Linked DNA regions of Homo sapiens: region 2 is linked to region 1. Evidence: read pairs that join two places in POLR2A ChIA-PET (ENCODE). Cell type or tissue: PC-9. All regions are shown on one strand. Links, peaks and the distances in the headings refer to the core of each region. The heading gives the core; the rest is flanking DNA.

The links. ChIA-PET counts read pairs that join two places held together with the same protein. Peaks named below come from ENCODE experiments on the same cell type or tissue, not always from the same donor. Only the 100,000 strongest peaks of a DNase experiment are listed, where the experiment ranks them.
Region 2: POLR2A ChIA-PET joins it to region 1 with 9 read pairs; 4 of 35 experiments call an interaction of 5 or more read pairs at or near these places.

Annotation. Positions count from the first base shown.
Region 1 is chr3:100,383,581-100,391,922 of GRCh38, reverse strand. It overlaps TOMM70 (translocase of outer mitochondrial membrane 70), which reads left to right. Exons shown (of 12, transcript NM_014820.5): 2 at 4,945-5,118; 3 at 5,579-5,705; 4 at 7,335-7,444. Among named protein-coding and RNA genes, the nearest start is that of TOMM70, 13 kb to the left of the region's middle. In PC-9, for the core only: no CTCF peak of the experiment used is centred there; no DNase peak of the experiment used is centred there; H3K27ac peaks cover 531 bases.
Region 2 is chr3:100,711,851-100,720,192 of GRCh38, reverse strand. TFG (trafficking from ER to golgi regulator) reads right to left here. Exons shown (of 8, transcript NM_006070.6): 2 at 6,324-6,550; 3 at 135-218. The coding sequence starts at 6,507. Among named protein-coding and RNA genes, the nearest start is that of TFG, 6.5 kb to the right of the region's middle. In PC-9, for the core only: no CTCF peak of the experiment used is centred there; no DNase peak of the experiment used is centred there; H3K4me3 peaks cover 273 bases; H3K27ac peaks cover 386 bases.

The sequences.
Region 1 (8,342 bases), core at 33-8,032:
GAAGCTGCTCTGGGTCAGTGGGTGAGTGAAAGTAAAGGCCTAGGACATTACTGAATGCTACTGTAGTATACTGTTTAAACACTATACCCCTTAGGCTACACTAAATTTATAACATACTTTTCTTCGATAATTAACCTTAGCTTACTGTATGTAACTTTTTAACTTTATGAACTTTTAAATTTTTTTAACTTTTTTTAGTAACATTTAGCTTAACGTACAGCTACTTGGAAGGCTAAGGTGGGAGGATTGCTTAATCTCAGGAATTCGATACCAGCCTGGACAAATAGGGAGACTTTGTCTCTTAAAAAATAAGTAACACTTAGCTTAAAACACAAGCACATTGTACAGCTTCACAAAAATATTTTCTTTATATCCCTACTCTATAAGCTTTGTCTTATTAAAAAAATTTTTTTTTTTAAACTTTTAAACTTCTTTGTTAAAAACTAAGACACAGATACATTAGCCTAGGCCTACACAAGGTCAGAATCATCAGTATCCCTGTCCTCCTCTACATCTTGTCCCACTGGAAGATCTTCAAGGGCATTAACATGCATGGATCTGTCATCTCTTATGATAAGAAGCCTTCTTCTAGAGTAGCTCTTGCCTTCAAGACCTGCCTTGAGGCTATTTTATAGTTAACTTTAAAAAAAAGTAGGAGTATACTAACATAACAAAAAGTATAGTATATGTATAGTAAACACATAAACCAGTAACACAGTTGTTTATTGTCATTCTCAAGTATATGTACTATACATTATTGTATTTGCTATACTTTTTTTTTTGAGACGGAGTCTTACTCTGTTGCCCAGGATGGAGTGCAGCGGTGCCATCTCGGCTCACTGCAAGCGCCGCCTCCCAGGTTCACACCATTCTCCTGCCTCAGCCTCCTGAGTAGCTGGGACTACAGGCGCCCACCACCACACCTGGCTAATTTTTTTTGTATTTTTAGTAGAGACGGGGTTTCACCGTGTTAGCCAGGATGGTCTTGATCTCCTGACCTCATGATCCACCCGCCTCAGCCTCCCAAAGTGCTGGAATTACAAGCGTGAGCCGCCGCACTCAGCCTGTTTTTTGTTTTTGTTTTTGTTTCTTTTGGGATGCAGTCTCCCTCTGTTTCCCAGGCTGGAGTGCAGTGGCGCAATCTTGGCTCACTACAACCTCTGCCTCCCAGGTTCGCGTGATTCTCCTGACTCAGCCTTCTGAGTAGCTGGGATTACAGGCGCTCGCCACCACACCTGGCTAATTGTTTTGTATTTTTAGTGGACATGGGGTTTCACCGTGTTGGTCAGGCTGGTTTCAAACTCCTGATCTCAAATGATCTACTGCCTTGGCCTCCCAAAGTGCTGGGATTACAGGCATGAGCCACTGCACCCGGCCCCAATATATGCTATACTTTTATACATCTAACAGCATAGTAGGTTTGTTTATACCGGCAGCACCACAGATACATGAGTAGTGCATTACAATGGCTGTGACATCACTAGGCAATAGGAATTTTTCAGCTCCATGATAATCTTATGGGACCACCATTGTATATTCAGTCTGTTATTGACTAAAACATTGTTATGTGGTGTATAACTGTACATTTTCATAATGGGATTTTAGTGTTTCTATCAGTAATAGTTCTTTTGCGAGATTGACGGTTGTTTGTTTCCTACACTAGTCTACAGTATGGTCCTTCAGGATAAAGACTACACTGTTGGTTATTGTATAGTAGAATCATATCAACTAAAATAAATTCAATTATACTTGCTTGGCAAAAAGAAAAAGATGTAATTATCCTGATGATTCTGTTTGTCTTTAACTTTAATGACCTTTTGTCTTGGAGCCAGTGGTGCATGAGACAATGATACTTGAGTTTGTTTCCTTTGTTTCTTTTTTTTTAGATGGAGTCACACTCTGTCTCCCAGGCTGGAGTGCAGTGGTGTGATCTCGGCTCACTGCAACCTCCGCCTCCTGAGTTCAGGTGATTCTTCTGCCTTAGCCTCCTGAGTAGCTGGGACTACAGGTGCCTGCCACCATCCTGGCTAATTTTTCTATTTTTGTAGAGACAGGGTTTCACCACGTTGGCCAGGCTGGTCTCGAACTCCTGACCTGAGGTAATCCACCCGCCTCAGCCTCCCAAAGTGCTGGGATTACAGGCGTGAGCCACTGCACCCAGCCAATTGAGTTTATTTTAAACCTTTATTAGATAAATGAAGATTCATGATTATTGTGCCTTTTTTACAGATTGAACCTTTTATCAGTAAAACTATCTGGACATCATGTGATGCTTTTGAATGGTATTTTGTCTATATTACCTTAATTTTTATTTTTTAGTATTCACCTTCCACAACTTTTTACATTCCTTTTTTAAAAAAAAATTGTTTGGCCTTAGTATGTCATTTGGTTTTACATCATGCCTTATAGGCAGCAGGTAGTTAGTTTTGGTTTTAAACAATTTGAAAGTCTTTCAATGCAGGGCTCTAAACTACTCACATTTATTTTTACTATTTACATGTTTAGCAATTACTGCCATATTTACTCTGCTTTTTTGTTTCTTATTTTTCCTTCCTTTCTGCTTTTTGTTGTATTGGTCATTTCCCTATTTGGGGGTTTATTTTTAGTGGTAAGGAAGCTGTACATTTCTATTTCTGTTCTTGTGTTCAACCTCAAATGCTAGTTTAGCTAGGTATAAGACTTTAGTTACAAAATAATCTTGCTTTAGAACTTTGAAATTGTTACTTAATTGGTTTTTAGTACCAAATGTTGGTGACAGTCTGGCACTGGATTGTTTTTCTTTTTAAATACTTTCAGGATTTTTGTTGTGAAATTTCACCATGATGTGTCTAAAAATGCATGTCATTTTTCTTCAACTCCGAGAATTTCTCCAATTCCTTAGATTTTTTTTTTCTATGCCTTTCCTTTTAGAACTCCACATAGGCAAATGATGGAACTTCTGGATTTATACTTCATGTCATTTAATTTCTCCAAACTTCCCACCTCCCTGTCCTCTGTTTCCATGGCATTCTGTCAGGTTTCCCCCATTCTCTACTTGTTAATTTGCTCCTCAGCTCGCTTCTTTAATATACAGCCAATCTGCTGAATTAATTGTAATAATCTTTTTTCATTTTTAAGATTTCTAATTAGTGCTCTTTAAAAGCAACCTCTTTTAATGATGGGAAGATAGCCTCTCATTTTTTTGAAACTAAATTTTTTGTTTGCTTGGTATATCCTGCTTTCTCAGATACTACTTTTATATTTGAGTTGGGGGCCTCTTTTTTTATGGGTTGTTTTTCCCTTTTGTTAGCAATTCTCGATTGTGTGGTCTCTTAAAAAACAGAGGCAAGGTATGGTATGCCCTGTCACTGTCATTTGTCTCTTTTAAGAGAGTCTGGTCTCAATGTCTCAATATGTTGTCCAGGCTAATCTCAAACTCCTGGGCTCAAGCAGTTCTGCCTCAGCATCCCAAGTATCTGAAACGATAGGTGTGTGCCATGGTACCTGGCCACTTGTCTCTCATATAGAAGATCCTCACTCCTGAATGACACAGCCCTACTCTAATGTGATTTCTGCTTCCTCCAGTGGAGTGGGAGGATTGTTGAGGTTGTCTCAAATGCAAGTTTTCTAGCAATCACCCTGACGATTGCCCCCCAGAGCCCACAACTACATAAGGGATTCCTAGTTTTGCTTTATTGTGGGTGTTTTGTGGGTGTTTCTCTGTCAGTCCTGTAGCAGTCTCTGTTAGTCCTGGCACATATTCATAGTCCTGAAACATATGTATCCTTGAAATTAAATTTATGTCTCAAAGCTTTTGGAACATAATTAAGTCTACTGACAAATGGAAGATTTTAAGTTCATCTATTAATTTATATGTGCTTGTCTTGGTTCCTTTCATCCTCCCACATCAGTTTTAAAATATACATTCTGGTTGACACTAGCTAGCTTAAAGTAGCTATATAATATTCTGATCTTAGATACTTAGAGCTTCCTAGAAATCCTTTGCGCACTTTAAATCCTTTAAAAACTTTAAAGTACTGCAGCCTTTTTGAAAAAGTCTGAGTGTTTTTGAAATTAAAAACATATAAGACTCCAGCCTGGGCAACATGGCAAAACCCCATCTCTACTAAAAATTAAAAAATTAGCCAGATGTGGTAGTGCACGCTGGTAGCCCTAGCTACTCGGGAGGCTGAGGCAGGAGAATCACTTGAACCTAGGAGGTGGAGGTTGCAGCAAGCCAAGATTGTGCCACTGCACTCCAGCCTGGGCGACAGACCCTGTCTCAAGAAAAAAAAAAAAAGTATATACGTGTGTGTGTGTGTGTGTGTGTGTGTGTGTGTGTGTCTGTGTCTGTGTCTGTGTCTTTTAGCTGGACGTGGTGGTGTGCACCTGTAATCCCATCTGCCTAGAACATGGAGGTAGGGGGATTGCTTGAGCTTGAGAGTAGCCTGGGCAGCATAGCAAGACACCTCTCATGCTTTTTTGGGGGGGCAGGCGGAGACAGAGTCCCAATCTCTCACCAAGGCTGGAGTACAGTGCTATGATCTCGGCTCACTGTAGCCTCCACCTCCTAGATTCAAGCAATTCTCATGCCTCAGCCACCCGGGTAGTCGGGACTGCAGGCGTGTGCCACCATACCCAGCTATTTTTTGTATTTTTAATAGAGACGGGGTTCCGACACGTTGCCCAGGCTGGTCTCAAACTCCTGGCCTCAAGTGATCCACCCGCCTCAGCCTCCCAAAGTGTTGAGATTATAGGCATGAGCTGCCATGCCTGGCCAAGATATGCTTTTTGACTCAACAATCCTACTAGTTAGAATCTATTCCATGAAGATATTTGTATGAAGCAACTTACATTGTAAACAGCCATTCTGTCTTCCTGTTTTTATCAATTTATTGTTTAATTACTGTGGTCTGAGTCTGTGAATGTTGATTAGTGTTTGATAATTGTTTCCTCTCATTTCAGAACTCTCTTGATAGAGCCCAAGCAGCCAAGAATAAAGGCAATAAATATTTTAAAGCAGGAAAATATGAACAAGCTATTCAGTGCTATACTGAGGCTATTAGCTTGTGCCCTACAGAGAAGAATGTTGACCTTTCTACATTTTATCAAAACAGAGCTGCTGCCTTTGAACAGTTGGTATGTACTCTAGGTTGTTTCTTCTGTTCCTTTTCTTTCTCTTTATTTGCTTAAAGTTTCAGTTAAAGCTACTCAAATAAACCTAATACATTTTTTGAAGTTGTTTCAAAATTATGGGATGTTGTTCTTATTTCCATTAATTGCAAAACTTTTTAAAGAACAAATTCTATAGTTTTGCTGACTACAGATATACTCCAAAGTTAAGTATATTTCACATTTTATAAAATTAGATAGTATAGAAAGTTTCTGGTGACCCTATTCTCCTCAACAGTTTGAGGCTATTTCTTTAACTTTTTGATATTTATATGAGCTTTTGTAATATATTGCAGATATTAACTCTTTGTATTAGGAATACTTTTTTATTCTAGGACTTTTAATACTCAACCTATCAAGTTTAAACTGATTTCTATTGAACAGTACTTTCTTTAGTGTGACTTTTTTTAAATACTTTCAATTACAGCAAAAATGGAAAGAAGTGGCACAAGACTGTACAAAAGCTGTTGAACTTAATCCCAAATATGTGAAAGCTCTCTTTAGACGTGCAAAAGCCCATGAGAAGCTAGACAATAAGAAGGAATGTTTAGAAGGTGAGGGTAATTTTGTGTTTACATATGAAAATTACTTAATATTTTGTAGTCATTGGTAAATGTATATGAAACTGCCTTGTGAGTGCAAGAATCAGTTGTTTTTAAAAGTTGGATTCCTTTGCACTTAAGATTGTGTCTTCTAGTTTAAAGTAAGATTGCTGATACTTAAGTATTGTCTCTGTTCTCAACTATGGAATTAAATGACTATTAAGATTAGGAGTTTATGTACTACACATTTTAAACTTAGCAGCTAATGAGCATTAGTATAATTCTCTGAATAAGGAAATCAGAAAAGAAGTTTTAGCAAGTGATAGTGTTTCTAAGGTTCTACATATTTCATTTAATATGTATAAATATAGCTTTGAGAGCTGTGTTTATAATATGTATAAACATAGCTTTGAGATGAATCATTAAAGAAAACATTGTTTTGTGCCCTTGGTATTTTCAAACATTATTTTATACCCAATTGGAAATTATTGTTTTATACCTAATTTACACCTAATTGGAAATGATGTAATTGGTACAAAGCATCAAAGTGAATTTGTCATTCTCATTAAATGCCATAAATATTCTGTGGTCTCTGATTGGCCATTTCTCTGCTTCCAAAGCTGCAATTAACAGTATACATCCAGCCTTTAAAGTACATTCTTCTAGGTGACATGAAGCAAAACCAAAGTATAATTTTCTACAATCTAAAAGTTCTTTCCACTTAATATATTTGTCTGCTTTAAAAGCATCAGTAAAAGGAAAAGGCCCCTTTCTGAAAAGAAAAGTGTAGATTACCAAATGAGGGTATTTTAGAGAACATTTTAGCAAAATTTGAGGTTTTGTGGTGGCACATACTTTGGTAGTGTGTGAAAAGACTGTTGTTTTAGAAAAGGGAATCCTGAGTTTTGAACCAGACCTTGAAGTTACTAACACAATAACTGGCAGAGAGGAGGTTGATCGAAGTGTCACGTAGAAGAAACAGGATGGGAAAAAAGACATTGACATTGGCGCTAGCCGTGGTTATCAGGGGAATATATCAGCAGATTGACTTGATTGGTGGAGCAAGGATGTGGAATTGCAAGAAATTTAATTCGGGAAGAGACGAGACGTCCATTGTTTGAGTGCTTTGAACGAAAGGCTGAGAGGTTAAGGAACCACTTACTTTTTAATTTCAAACCACTGCATGCATCTTGAGCTGTGACATAACCAGATGAAAATGGTATTGAGGCAGATTTATTTGAGAGCTCTGTGGCAAGATGGCTTTGGAGACAGGGAATAACTCTGAGGCCTATAAACAAACACCAGACATGAGAGAGCCACACTATGTTTATATGCCTTAGAGTTGCTAGCCAGAAGAGAATGTTAGAGTGGTGAGAAACATCAGAAATCATGCAGCATAGCCCCTTTCATTTCACAGTTAAGGAAAGCAAACCCCAGAGAAGTGGAGTGACTTTCTGAGCTTTCAGTTTGGTCATAGAGAATATAAAATTAGGTATTAAGAATCAGTTAATTGGAAATGAAACAGTCCCATTTGGCCATGAATTTAGTTTGGCTTTCTGTAGTTACATTGTACCCATTTGATGCTGCTGACCATCTTTGCAATAATTTTATATTTACCCTTGTGTTTTTCATCATTTCTAGATGTCACTGCTGTGTGTATATTAGAAGGGTTCCAAAATCAACAAAGCATGCTGTTAGCCGATAAAGTTCTTAAACTCCTTGGAAAAGAGAAAGCCAAAGAAAAATATAAGGTAAATTGATCTGATTTGGGGAATGGGGGAGTACTGTGTACATTGTGAAGGGTATTTTCTAATTTATGCTGCTTAAGCTTAGGCATAGTGGTAATGGCAACAACTGCAATTAGAACTGGGTTATATTTCTTCTTCCTGTTATCTTTGGCTTTTATGGCTTGTCCTTCTTCAGTAAGAATATATGCTCTGTCCATTACTCTACCTGGAGAATATTGGAATTCATCTGTGTTAGGGATTGCCACACTGTGGCCCATAGGCCAAATCCAGTCTGCTACCTGTTTTTATAAATAATGTTCAGTCACATGTTGTTTTCAGCTGCCTTTGAGATACAACAGCGGAGTTGAGTGGTTGTGACAAACTGTATAGACTCCAAAGCCTAAAATATTTACTATCTGGCCTTTCACAGAAAAATATTTTTCTATATTATTAAAGTTTTTAAAGGTATACTGAGTAAGTTGGCATTAGTTTTAGGCTATTATTAACAGGTAGTTTAATTCAACAATCATTTATTAAACAAAGCTACATGTTTGGCATTTTGGAGGGATGGGTTCAAAGACATGGCCCTTACCCTTATAGAATTAAAATTTAGTGAGAGAGACTGACTGTTACTGTGTATAAAAGGCATGCAGTAGTTAAGTGCCCAAGGTGAGATGTAAGTAAAGAGAGTACCATAGGCATCACTAAACATCACTGGAGATTCACTGTTAAATCCCAGTAATAGCGAGATAATTGTTCCTTTTTCCTTTAATAATAACTTGCTTTTTTCTTGAATTGATTTTAGTAATCTGTATTTTTAATTTTATATCTCTGGATATTAGCTGAGTGAAACAGTTACAACAAGTTTCTTCACTGCTGGACTTTAATAATCTACTAAGGTGTGTTGTGAATCTCTAAGAGG
Region 2 (8,342 bases), core at 263-8,262, 330 kb before region 1:
CTACCTGAACACAAATAAATGTAATAATATTTGAATAAGTTATTGCTTACCTGAGTCTTTAAAAGGAAAAAAGCCAAACATCTTTAAAATACAATGAATAAAATAGTAAATTCATTAGAAAGTTTACTACTCACCAAATAATGTCAGTTTCAGTATCCTACTGCACTGAATTGCAAAGGAAAGGTCAGAACTATCAAAAATTGTTATAAGATCTCCATCTGGAATTTAAAAAAAAAAAAGGTTGTTTTTTAATTTTTTAAATTTTCAGATTTGTATAAGCAGTAAACTAGTAAAAATTAAAAATCCAAAATGTAGATTGTAGAACATAGTTGGACTCTCCCATAGAAACCTTAAACTTTAAAGGTCTAGCAAAAATGCATTTGTTCAAAAATATACTAAATCAATTTTGCTTATTACTCTTATGGCAAGGTATTTACACATATCCACATGAAAAAATACAGCTAAAGTGAATCCATTAAGTGCCTTAATATTTATTAGTCACTAGTAAGAGATTCATAGAGAGCAATATCATAAATTGTTGGTTTAGACTGAAATCTTTTCATTCCAAAAAATTTACATCTTTTACCAAGAAATAAAAAAGTTTCCCAAAGTTCAAATCTTAATCATAGGTAGAGTAAAACACTACTGTTGCAAAACTGCTTTAATGAATGGATAGACAGTAAATTCTTTCAGGTCACTGACCATTTTGATATTAAGATGAAAACAATCAACTCTCCCCAGAAAAATATTTATATATTCAAAACAGTGTGTATTTATGACCGTGAAATCCCCCAGATCTCAGGGATAAAGAATGCTATAATTGGCATACCAACTGTGTGTCTCAAAAGCTTTCAAAGGGCTAAGGGAAAAATACATTCTCTAAAGAAAGCAAGAACAGAAAAGCAGCCAGAGACAAGGAGTTCATCAGGGACCTCTGCAGGGTGTCTTCACAAACAGTTGGGTGGGGAGGAGTTCTGTCCTGGGGAGGCCACAAGACTACTTCTGGGATGCTCTGCTGCACCTACTTTAACACTAATTAGTTGGATTTATTTTGGGCAAAGATGACAAAACTGAGAATTTTATAACTGTTTTTAGCTCCTTATAGCCAGACCCACTTCCCATAACATACTTGTTTAATGTTCAATTTTCATAAACACATTTTTTAAAGAAAATAAAGTATGTATGTAAAAGAAGAAAACTTCCTGTTCTTTTTTTCTTTTCTGAATCCTACAACAGAAACAGAGTATCTCTGATGGCAGGAACTTTACCTAAGCCATCCCTCCACTCTACTAACAGAATCTAACGGACACAAATCAAAACAATCAAAAACTTTTTGGCCAAGTGCGGTGGCTCACACCTGTAATCCCAGCAGTTTGGGAGGCTGAGGTGGGCGGATCACCTGAGGTCAGGAGTTCGAGACCAGCCTGGCCAACATGGAGAAACTCCGTCTCTACTAAAAATACAAAAATCAGCCGAGTGTGGTGGTGTGTGCCTATAATTCCAGCTACTTGGGAGGCCGAGGCAGGAGAATCACTTGAACCTGGGATGTGGAGGCTGCAGTGAGCCAAGATCACCCCACTGTACTCCAGCCTAAACGACAAAGCAAGACTTTGTCTCAAAAAAAAAAAAAAAAAAAAAAAAAACCATGAAATACAAAGTTGTAACTAAATGTGGAAGACAAACTACAACGAGGACACCTCAAGCTAAGGGTCCATGAACTGTGACCAACGGACAAAATCCCTGTGTTGTTATAGGTCTGTGAATGAAAAATGGTTTTTACATTGTAAAAAAAAGATGAGACAGAGGCCTTATGTGACCCACAAAGCTACAATATTTATTCTCTCTGATCTATTAAAGAAAATGTTTGCTGACCTTTGCCCTAAACAGTAGTTAAGAGAAAGCCAGTCAATGAGGTCAGTTTGAGATAAAGGCAAAGCATCTTCAAGTGGGAAAAAAGGCAGTTAAAGGCCAGGCACACTGGCTCATGCCTGTAATCTCAGTACTTTGGCAGGCCAAGGCAGGAGGATCGCTTGAGCCCAGGAGTTCAGGACCAGCCTGGGCAACACAGTGAGACCCCCATTTTGATAAACATTAAGAATAAGAAGCTGAGTGCAGTGGCACATGCCTGCAGTCCCAGCTACACGGGAGGCTGAGTTGCAAGGACTGCTTGAGCCCAGGAGTTCAAGGCTTCAATGAGCCATGATCACACCACTGCGCTCCAGCTTGGGAGACAGAGCAAGACCCTGTCTCAAGACAAAAAAATAAAAAATAAAAAAAAGACAGTTAAGCAAGTACTAGCCAGAGCAATTATGCAAGAGAAAAAAATAAAAGGTATCCAAATTGGGAAGGAAGCAAACTGTCCCTGTTTGCAGATGACATAATCTTATATAAACAAAAACCTAAAAACTCTACCAAAACCCTTAGAACCAATAAATGAATTCAATAAAGCTGCCAGAAACAAAATAAGTACACAAAAATAAGTAGTGTTTCTATACACATACAATAAAAAATAAAAAATGCAATCCCATTAACCACAGCTACAAAAATTTTTTTAAATATCTAGGAAGCAGTTTAACCAAGAAGATGAAAAACCTCTACAAAAAAAAAAAAAAACACTGATGAAAGAAACCAAAGAGCATACATATGTAATGACATCCCATGCTTATATAAGAACAAATATTGTTAAAATGACAAAATTACTCAAAGCAATTTACAGATTCAATTCAATCCCTATCAAACTACCAATAAAATTATTCATAAAAATTTAAAAACAAACCATAAAATTTGTACAGAACTACATACAACCCCAGACAGTCAAAGCAATACTGAGCAAAGAACAAAGCTGAAGGTGTCACACTTACTGACCTCAAAATATACTACAAAGCTGTAATAAGCATGGACTGGCACAAAAACGGACCCACAGACCAACAGAACTGACATAAAAACAGACCCATTGACCAAGAGAACAAACACATAGATCAATAGAACACATAGAACAAAAGAACATAATCCATGTTATCTATAGCCAACTGACTTTTGACAAGACCACTCATTAGGAAAAGGATAACCTCTTTAATAGGTCGGGAAAAGATTTCATGAATAAGACCTCAAAAGTGCAGTCAATAAAAGCAAAAATAAATATGATTATCTCAAACTGGAAAACTTTTCTGCACAGCAAAGGAAACAATCAAGAGTGAAAAGAGAACTTACAGAATGGGAGGAAATACAACTACTCATCTGGCAGAGGATGAATATTCAGAATATAGAAGGAACTCAAACATCTCAACAGCTAAAAAACAATCAATCCGATTTTAAAATCGGCAAATGATCTGAACAGACATTTCTCAAAAAAAGACATAGAAATGGTCAATAAATATATGAAAAAATGCTCAAAATCACAAATCATCAGGGAAATGCACACATATCAGGAAAATGAAGACCACAACAAGGTTCACCCCAGTTAGGATGGTTATTATCAAAAAGATAAATAACAAATGCTGGCAAGAATGAAGAGAAAAGGGAACTCTTACACATTATTGGTAGGAATGTCAACAGTACAGCCACTAGGGAGAACAGTATGAAGGTTCCTCAAAAAACTATAAATCGAACTAACACACAATTCAGCGATGCCACTACTGAATATTTAACTAAAGGAAAGGAAACCAGTATATTGAAGAGAAATCTGCACTCACATTTTACTGCAGCACTATTCACAATAGTCAAGATATGGAATCAACCTAAGTGTCTAACAACAGATTAACTGATAAAGAAAATATGGTATATATACACAATGGAATACAATTCAGCCATAAAAAAGAATGAAGTCCTGTCATTCACAGCAACATGGATGGAACTGGAAGACATTAAGTTAAAAAGATACCACATGCTCTCTCTCATATGTGGAAGCTAAAAAAAGTTGATCTTATACAAGTAAAAAGCAGAACAGATGACAGTAGAGGCTGCAAAGGGTAGGGGAAAAGAGGGATAGGGAGAGATTTATTAAAAGACACAAAAGTACAACTAGATAGAAGTAGTTCCAGTGTTCTATAGCACTATAGGATGACTACAGTTAACAATAACATATTATATAATTTCAAATAGCTAGAAGGAGAATATTGAATGTTTCTAACCCAAAGAAATAAATATTTGAGGTGATGGATATGCGAATTACCCTGATCTAATCCCATTATATGTAATGAAACATTACTATGTACCCCATAAATATGTACAATTATTATTTGTCAATTAAAACAAAATTTAAAAAAAAAAGTACTCTTGGGACTTTGCTAAAAAAAAAAAAAAGTTAAAAATCTGAATTGTAGGCTGGGCATGGTGGCTTATGCCTTTGGGAGGCCGGGTTGGCAGTATTGCCTGGGGACAGGAGTTAAAGGTTATGATGAGCTATAATCATGCCACTGCACTGTAGCCTGGATGAGAGTGAGACCCTGTCTCAAAAAAAAAAAAAATTCACTGATCAAATTAAGACACACATTTCAAAGTCACAGAGGTGCAAATCAATGTATGATAAGCATAAGAAAACAGGAAAAAAGTACTATCCTTTATTGTTTCTTAACATGGGCAACTCTCAAAAATTTGTTTTGGGTATTCTTAGACTACACATCACAAAAACAAAGGAGAATTATACCTTTAGCTAGATGGTCAATTTAACTGATCACCAGTGATTTACACTTCTCCTCCACAGTATAAGTTGTGCTAAGTGGCTGCTCAGCCAGGGACTATACTTCCCAACCCATTTGCATCTTAGCAAAGCCATGTAACTGGGTACTGACCAATGTCATAAGGGCAGAAATGACATACAACACCATCAGGCCTAGTGAGTAAAATCTCCCATATGATTCTTCATACTCTGTCTTCACTCATCTGCTTGCCAATGTCAATGCCTATGGTGAGCTTATAAGCCATGTGTTGAAGGTAACAGCTTCTTTCAACCTGGATCCCTGAAAGATTTCTCAACTATTAAACCACTCAGATTTTAAGATTTCTATTATATCTGCTGGCATTACTTTAAGCCCAACCCTAACACAGACAGAGAAAAAACTGTTAGTGATAAGAAAACTAGGTTAAGCAGTGTCAGAGATGTTAAGAGGTAAAAGTATTTAAAAACAAGGATGGTGTGGGTAGCAGTGCTAAACAGTGAGGTCAAGATTAAATACACTGCAAGTAAGTTCCACAGTAAAAAACACTGGTAACCACCTAAAGAGAAAATTTCAGCAGAGATATTAACAAAGAAGGCAGGTTGAAGAATAGGAAATACAGTCTACTACTATAATTCTACTCAGTGTGTTTGCCGAAACATTTTTCATTCAAAACCTATTTCCATAAAGATAATTTTGTCAACAAATGAGTCTGGGAACACTGCATACTACTAACTTCTGAAAATGTATATAAGCATATTACATAATCTGAAAACTCCTACAATAAAGAAACACTTTTGTCTTTGTTTAAACCAGCTTTCCCTTACTTAGTTGACCATAAAATCCTTTTTCATTCAATACATACTAAAACCTTTCATTTCGGGAAATAAGAATAGAAAAAAAATTTTTTTAAGCTAAAAGAAACCAGAATTATATGGACAAAAGGAGAAAATAATGCTTGTAAAAAAAATGTATGTGAAAATGTTCTAACACTTAAAATTCCCTTCTAATAAACCAATTAGCTATTTTTTTTTTTTTGAGACGGAGTCTTGCTGTGTCACCCAGGCTGGAGTGCAGTGGCACGATCTTGGCTCAATGTAAGCTCCACCTCCCGGGTTCAAGTAATTCTCTGCCTCATCCTCCCGAGTAGTTGGGATTACAGGCGCACACCACCACGCCCAGCTAATTTTTGGTATTTTTAGTAGAGACAGGGTTTCGCCATGTTGGCCAGGCTGATCTTGAACTCCTGACCTCAAATGATCCGCCTACCTCGGTCTCCCAAAGTGCTGGGATTACAGGCATGAGCTGCTGCGCCCGGCCCCACTTAGCTAATTTTAACTGATGAGAGAATTATAGTAACTATAGGAACATCACATTCAATACAAGAAAGTGAGGTCTCAACTACCGTGAAGAGAGGATGGGAAAGAGTCCAATAAAAATGGGCAAAATAACACATACAATACTTAAGACTTTAAGGTCAGGCATGGCAGTTCATGCCTGTAATCCCAGCACTTTGGGAGGCCGAGGCAGGATTGCTTGAGCCCAGGAGTTTGAGGTGACACTGAGCTATGATCACACCACTGTACTCCAGCCTGGGCAACAGAGGCTCTGTCTTTTTTTTTTTTTTTTTAAAAAGACTTTAAAAAATAGCTTTAAAAACACTCTTACCTTCATCTTTATACTTTATTGTTACTTCATCATTACTCAGAAGTTTTCCTCTGAAAACTCGTTGCATCATTAGCACTAATTCATCATAAGTAATATCTTCATTATGAATAGGAATTCGCCGAATATCCTCCCCAAGTTGAGCTTTGATGATTAGCTTCCCACTTAGATCCAACTGTCCGTTCATGGTGGACTCCAGGATGTTCTATATATACAACTCTAGAGAAAGACTGATAAAAGTGGTTTTGATAATTAAACAACAAAACATACCGTAAAAGTTGAGAGCAAAGCTACTATTAGATGCTAAGAAACTCTAGCCTCCAAAAGATTCATTATCCCCATGTTACCATATTTATGTTAAAATGGTCTGGAGGCAACATTATTTTACTGTAGGGATAATAAAATAAGCTTTTATTTTACGTCTACTATTATTTTTTCTCATATTTAACTGTTCATCTGACATGACCATTTAGATTTTTCTTAATATATCTAAAAATAAATTCCTGATCTTCCACCTAAAACCTGCCTCTCCTAGAGGCTTCTTTATCTTCCTTCGAGTTGTATAAGACAAAAAAATCTTGGTTGATCTCTCTCTCTCAAACCTTACATCCAAACTGCCAAGAAAATATGGTTGCCACTGCCTTTAAAATAACTCTGGGGTCCAACCACTTCAGCACCTTCACTGCTATCAACTTGATTCAAGCCACCATCATCACTTGCCTAAATGACTGGAAAAGACTCCTAACCAGTCTGCCTGCTTTTTACCTTTGCCCACTTTTAATCTAGTCTCAGAACACCAGAGTTAACACTGTTAAGTAAAACCTAGTATCATTCTGTTCAAAACCTTCCAATGCATTCTCATCCCAAAAAGCAAGACCTATAAAATCATCTGGCCTCCAGTCCCTGGCCAAGTATTTAACTTCATTTCCTACCTCTCTTCTTCACTCACCCCTGCTATTCCCATACTTCAAGTTTTCCCTTTGTCTTGACCCTTTCTGATACCCCTCATATGATTCAGATTCCTTATCAAGTGTTAACTGAGAGAGATCTTTCCTAACCATCTAATTTAAAATGGCTCCCCTGGCATTATCTTCTTATCCTGCTTTATTTTTCTTCAAAGCACTTAACACTACCAGACATTAAAAATTTATAACATTTTATTGTCTTTTCCACTTGATGGTAGGAAGTAAACGATTATGTTTTCCATATTCCCAGAGTCTACAACAGTGCCTAGCAGACAACAGTCATTCAACAGCTATTAAATAAAGGGAAAAATAATGGATTAATATCTCTTCTTCTCAAGGCCAAGATGTTCCTGAATGTTATCTATAATCGCTGAACATTTTCCAAGCATAACTCCTTCCTCCTCCTGCCCCAAGAAAATGATCTCTTGAGACTTTTCAAGGTATCCTACAAACTACTACTGGCCACATTCTAGTTTCAACTTCCCGCCTTACTACTAGCAGCTTTCTGCTTCCTCCTCTTAAATCTGTTATTTCATTAACACCACACTTCTCTGCAATTATTCTTTATTCTTTCGGGGTATGTGAAAGCACTCACCTACTCCCCCAACATATCAACCCTTCAAGTACTTCAAAAAAGTTTTCATGAATCCTATTATATGAATATTATATATTAATGCCCTACTATTCTTCATATAAATACGCTAGGTCCTTCCATCTAACTAGTCCTTAAATTAATATCTCTAGACCCCTCACCATGCTCTCAACAGATATTTTATTAATAAATCTTCAATGAAATGGGTCATTAAAACTAAATATAACACTCTAAGGTCAATGCAGAACAGAGTGAACTGCATTCCACTCTAGGGATGCCATGCTTATCTTAATGCAAAATAAGAATACAGTTAGCTTTTTATCTGCCAGTTCTCACAATGGACTTCTCGTGAAGACAGTGATTAACAGAAATCTCCACACAACCAACTCTTCGCCTTCTGCAATGCCTTCTGCAATGCTTTCGGTATTCAGGAACTACTTATTAAATACCTACTATGTGCCAACT